Linked DNA regions of Homo sapiens: region 2 is linked to region 1. Evidence: chromatin contacts called from ENCODE Hi-C or POLR2A ChIA-PET data. All regions are on one chromosome and are shown on one strand. The core of a region is the stretch at or near the end of the contact, and the rest is flanking DNA. Distances in the headings are between cores, read along the strand shown.

Region 1 (2,961 bases), core at 329-2,828:
CCAGCCGCCTGTCCTCCCTGGTGCTACAATCCTGATGTTGTTGGGCGGTGGGCAGAAGACTCTTGTATCATGGCCCCTGCCCAGCCCTAGTGTAGGTCAATCATGGTCATTCTAAACCCCTTTGCCAGGTACTCCCTTAGCCTTCCTCACAGCCAGGGGTGGCAGGTCCAATGACTGAGTCAGTGAGAACCAGGGGAGGTTCTTTGAGGCCTTAGGGGACAGAAGGGGGCAGAGAGTTTCCTTGAGTCTTGCCTTTGCCCTTCATCCTGCCTGGACCTGAGTTGCATACGGATGAGATGCTTAGAGCTGCAGCAGCCATCTTTTGACCATGTGGCAGCAAACAAAGGGCTAAAAGCTAGGACATGGAGGGAGACCAAGTGGAAATGAGGGCTGAGCCTGGGTGTCTGCTGGGGGTCATTGGGCCTCTGAAGGATCCAGGGCCTTACTGCACTGGAGTTTCTGTAAGTGGAGAGCACACGGCTTCCTGCCTCAGCACTCCCTCTGGTCTCTGCTGCATGCACCAAATCCTTCCTGATGGTACCCGAGCTGGGCCCCTGCATCTCACTCCAGTGCCCTGGTTTTGCTTTGTGAGCTGCTTCTCCTTTTTTAAGGCCTAACCCAAAGTTCCTTTCCAAGAAGTTTCCTTTGACTTCACCTCACCCCACCCTGACCACAGGGCTGGTCGCCCACTCCTTTGCATAGGCACAGCACACTGTGCACGGTCCTTTGTAGCCCCCACCACACTGATTTGTAACTCTCCATTTTCCTGGTCTGTCTGCAGACACACTGGGAGGTTCTGGCCTGTGGAGGAGCCCATCGAGGTTTGAGTGAGGGAGCCGACAAAGAAGTGAATGCAGGAACCATCACTGGCAACAGAAGCAATGGTCCTCCATGTGTCCTTACATCACTGAATCTTCCCAGGGGCCTTGTGAACCATGACTGATGCTCACCCTCATTTGCAGGTGAAGAAACTGAGGTCAGAGAGGACAGGGTTAGGTCTTTCCAGGTTGGAGGGAAGCCTTTGGGCCACACGGTAGGCAGGTTGGCTCCAGCCCTGCTGTCCTGCCTGACTCCCAGGCCCTGTGGGGCCTCTTCCTGCTGTGGGCAAGGCTGCCTGCAATCAGGCCATTTGCAGGGCAGTGGGTGGCAGAGCCAGGTGCTTGGCCTGGGGCAGCAAACAGACCTTGCTTGTCCTGTCACAGCTGCCCCAGGGAAGGGTTCAGAGGCCATTTTATCCACACAGATGGGGCTGGGGCCCATCAAAAAATAAGACCCAAGCAAGGCCTGCCGGGGGATGAAGTCATGTGGAAAAACACTCAAGTCAGAACAAAACTGTCTTTCTGAAAACGACTTCATCACGTTGCCAGAAGCGTCAGATCACTCTGCCTCTCACCTCTTCCAGCCCGCCCACAGGAGCGGGGAAGACCAGTTCCTCGGGTCTGGTTACATCATTTAGGCAAAAATAAATGTTACAGAGACCCACCCAGGAGGTGCTGGGGAGCCAGTGGCTCCATCTTCCCCCACGGCCCTGGCCTCCTCTGACCCACCAGGCTGGGAAGTCCTGGAGAGCAGGCTTGGGCTTTCTCCAGCTCTGTGTGCCCAGTGTCAAGCGCAGAAACAGAGCTCAGCTTCCTTTTGTCAGAGTCTGGCAAATGAAACTAAACTAAACTAAACTAAAATAAAATAGAATAAAAAGCACTCAGTGAATGCATACGTTCATGCATTCAGCAAATTCTGCTTCTACCAGGCACTGTGCCGGCATTGAAGTTACGCTTGCAGAAAGAAGAAACAAAAGATTGAAGGAGTGAAGGAATAAATTCCTCACTAGGGTGACAAGGCACAACAGAGCAGGATGGGCCCCACAGAGGTGTAAAGAAAGCTGAGTTCCATTGCCTACTCCAGTAATACGTTTCTACTCAACAGAATTGTCTTGAGCAGAAGATCCTGGCAACACGGTGAGCACCTAGGGATTTAGGGAAGCCACTCTAGCACTCTGGCATTGATTGTCCTGGCAGGAGACAGATGACATCAGTTACTGGAGTTCCCTGCTACAATGGAGATACGGCCAAGGTGATGTGGGGCATGCGGGAAGAGGTGCTGGGTGGGCTGGCCAAGGAGGTGGACCTTGGAGAAGAACATACCAGGCTGTCCAGGAGACGTGGGGAAGCTTTGGAGGTGGCATGGAGCTTGGAAAAGGGCAGACAATTCCCTGTATAGGAAGCACAGGCAGTTTGAAGTAAGCAGCAAGAGATGGGGTTGGTGAGGCAGGCTGGTAGCAGGTGAAGGGGAGAGTGGGCTTCGCTCTATGCTGAGTAGGGAGCTATTGGAGGGCTGACGAAATAGAGTGTCCAGCTCAGGAGTGCATTTCAGAAAAGCTGCTCCAGCCTGGAGGGCAGTTTGCCTGTAACAAAGAGGTCTCCTTAGAGGTCCTTGGACCACCCCAGGATCTAGGAGTAGAGCAGCGGCAAAGGGGATGAGAATAAGACAAAGGATAGGTAGAAATGCCCATCACTGAGGGGACTTGGAGACCTACTGGATGAGGGGACAAATGGAATCTGAGGTTGTGAGTTAAAACTGTGACTCTAAGGCAATGGCAAAGAAATTTAAAATAATGGGGGCTGAAGAAGTAAAAGCCCAGGTACCTGGTCCCAGGTTGGTCTAGTAGCTCCACAAACATCAGAGCCCCAGATTCCTCCCACCTTTTTAGTCATACCCAGCCTTGAACATGCGGCCCAGAAAGGCTGTTCCAACTCCCGTTGTCACATCTGCAATCCACTTAGTGGAATGAAAGAAAAGAGGGAGGGGGGCGCACTCATTCATCTCAAAGATATGACTTCGAATTCCACACATCTCTGCTCACATCCTATTGGTAGAGCTTAGAGGCAAGACCATACATAGCTGTAAGGGATGCTGGAAACGGTAGGCTGCCAAGTGCCCAGCTAAACATTCTTCCATTGTGGA
Region 2 (2,961 bases), core at 328-2,827, 560 kb before region 1:
TCCCCAGGTGGACACCAGGCAACTCACGCCTCTCCTTGGAGTAACATGGCCTGGCTGGGAGAAGGGCCAATTGCCACTAGCCCTGTTCATGTCCACATCTCTCTCACAGCCCTTTCGTGAATCCATCCTGCGTCCATCGGTGCATCAAGTGCACCTTAGGCGTGGGTCAACCAAACAGTAAGGGGTTGCATTTGTCAGATGTTTCTCCAGAGGCTTAAGCAGTGCCCGGTAGAGACCCAAGTCAAATGTGGGTCTCTGTGAAAGGGGATTCACTGGCTCATGTAACTGAGGAAGACACAGGTGTGACTGGGATATGCTAGCACCAGGATGGAAAATGCTAGGGAAGGATTCTGATTGGTGCCTGCATCCGCAGACCAGTCACTGTGGACTGGCAGGCAGGGCTGTGTTGGCTCCCAGGGGATTATGTGGCAGAGACTGGCTGTGGTAGGTTGCAATTGTCTACCCTGCAATTTTCTTTCCGTTATTCACGGCAACTTGCAATGTGATGTTGTAGCTGTCCCTATCAAGAGGAGAAGTCTGTTTTCCCAGGCCTTGAATCTCGGCTCGTCTTGGGACTTGTTTTGACCAATGAAATGAGGCTGAAGTGATGCTGTACAATCCTGAGGCGACCATTTGAACAAGCCCAGGGAGCCTCACTCCAGTTAACTGCAAGCCAGCTACCAAATATGCGAGTGAGGCCATTCTAAACTAGCCTGCCTGCTGGCCTCAGACACGTGAGTGAGCCCAACTGAGATCATATGAGCCTGGCCCAGTCGACAGAACTTCTCACTCAACCCACAGTCTCAGAGGCAAAAATGAATGGTTGTTTTAGGCCATTAATAATAAATAGCTGTTTGTTCTGCCGCAAAACCTAACTGATACACTGTCTAAATGTTCATTTGAATCCATGGGAGCTGATAACAACTCTGCCTTCCAGTTCAAAATGACCAGGCCAGGGAATGGACACAGAACCCAGCTGGAACAAACAGAATCCTTCCCTAGGACTCTGTCTCCTGTCTAGGCACATAGCTGAAGTGCCTTTCCCTGGATCTTTGCCTTCTCTCTGAAGACCCTCCCTGCTACCTTTGTAGTTAGGTGTAGCTAACTGAAATTGTAGGTCAATCACAGTCATGAGATTGAACTCTAGCCAATAAATGTGGGCCTGGCCCATAAACTTACTCTCTATGGGATACTCCTTTGGTTTTCCTCATCTGCCAGCTGAATGCAGAAAATTTTAAGGAGAGCAGAGCTACCAGATGAGAAGGACCTGGGTTAGTGAATGACCACATAGACAGCGTCCAACCAGGGGCACCCACATTGGGCTGTGACATGGGCATTGTCTTGAGCCACTGATAGTTTGGTGTTTATTACAGCAGCATGGCCTGGCTCACATATCAGAGAGGGGCAGTAAGAGGCGCAGAGTGATGCTCAGAAGAAAGCGAGTACGGTTCCCTGAAGAAGGGAGGGGTGACGGGCAGGCAGGATGTTAAATGTTCACTCCAGAAGGAAGTTGTGAGCCACCTCGAGTGTCAGGCTACAAAACCAAACCACAGAGAGTCTGGGGAGCTGCCAAAGATGGGGCCTGCCGTCTCTGTGATGTTACCAGCAGCACTCTGGCTGGGCTGGTCTGTCTTGCCTCTCAGGGAAGACACTAGCTCCAGGGAAGACTACTAGGTGCCGGGTGGTGAGGGGAAGACACCGGGCCCTGGGTGACAAAGGGAAGACGCCAGGTCCTGGATAATAAGCAGTAGTAATAGGAAGAGAGGGTTCCCAAGACCACAAAGCTGAGACCCTGTTTCTGTTTGACATATATTTCCGTTGTTAACTGACATCCTTTTAGTTAAAAGCTAGAAAGCTTCTTTTGTTCTCATGACAAGGTTGACATAAGACTTAACTTTTGATATAAGCAAAGTCATAAAAAGAAAAAGGGAAATCATGCAGCCTGGAGGGGAGGGAAAAAGTCAAAGGCAAAGACTGAGCCTAGTAACAGAGATCCACTGAGAGCAGGGGAAGAGGCAGGTCAGGCCTTAGATCCAGCCGGGGCCACAATGGCACCTGCAATCTTTGTGCCTCAGGTCAGATTCTTGACTGGGGCAGGGGTAACATGATTGGTCACTGGCCAGCTAGTCCTTCGCGACACGTGTCCCTCCTGGTCTAATGGGCTGGGGTCAAGGGGGGTTTGGTCATGTGGGTCAAACATGTCTGCCCTTCTGCAGCGGCAGATGGCAGTTTCCAGGGAAGGAGGATAAGGGTGCACAGGCATTCCCAAAAGTCTAGAGTGGCATTCCAGGAGGAGGGGCAGACATTGGCAAAGATATGGGCATGAGAACAGGGTAGTGTGTTATGGTGGCCAAAGACAGCATGTTCAGGGCTGGGGATGGTGGCAGATGGGTCCGGTCTTGGGATCTGCAGACCATGGGTATTTCTGCTTTAGGCAGGGACTGGTCTCTCCAGCTAATCTAGAGGTATAGAACTTGGTGGTTAAGCTCCAGAGTCTCACGGGGCTGGGCTGCATTTCAGTCCCGCCACTTAAACCAGCATTTGGCCCTGGGTCAGAGGTCAGGGACTGGGGACCACTGAGGCAGATGCAGCTCACACCTGGACTTTATTTAGGCCATAGGTGTCTGTACACATTTTTGTTTGCTTATTTGCAACTTTTTTTAAAAACCTGCATTTCTAGATTCTCTTGGAAAATCAGAAGTCTAGCAACAGCTGGGTCTGCATTCTCACCTGGCAACAAACACCCAGAGAAGCAGATGCCCCTTGGTCACAATCAGTGCTCTCTAGTTGTCACACTCTCTGCTTCTCTCAGCTACCTGCCCATACTTGTGCCCTTGCATCATTAGCACTCAGCAGCAGCTTTTGGTTCTGTTTTGTTGAGCAGAGAAATACTTTTTTTGCAGCCAGGTGAAGTTGATTTATTCACTAAAGGTACTGCTATCCAGAAACAATCTGTAAGAG

Evidence for each region. A loop is a pair of places that touch in the nucleus more often than their neighbours do. ChIA-PET counts read pairs that join two places held with the same protein, here RNA polymerase II (POLR2A). Pooled maps may share reads with other maps.
Region 2: a pooled map shows a loop between it and region 1 (2.9-fold over the local background). The contact joins two enhancer-like sites. A Hi-C loop is called at or near these places in 1 of 168 maps with a recorded cell type or tissue (breast epithelium) and 3 of 50 pooled maps. POLR2A ChIA-PET finds 5 or more read pairs at or near these places in 1 of 52 experiments (H1).

The regions. Positions count from the first base shown.
Region 1 is chr10:78,762,358-78,765,318 of GRCh38, reverse strand. No RefSeq gene overlaps it. Among named protein-coding and RNA genes, the nearest start is that of ZMIZ1-AS1, 300 kb to the left of the region's middle. RefSeq lists an enhancer at 1,282-1,361. Within about 2 kb of position 1,578, at least 11 of the 41 ENCODE cell types and tissues checked have a DNase peak (open chromatin) inside an H3K27ac peak, as active enhancers do.
Region 2 is chr10:79,321,972-79,324,932 of GRCh38, reverse strand. No RefSeq gene overlaps it. Among named protein-coding and RNA genes, the nearest start is that of PPIF, 24 kb to the left of the region's middle. RefSeq lists cis regulatory regions at 1,270-1,770, 1,293-1,793, 1,313-1,813, 1,320-1,820, 1,274-2,186. Within about 2 kb of position 1,577, at least 14 of the 41 ENCODE cell types and tissues checked have a DNase peak (open chromatin) inside an H3K27ac peak, as active enhancers do.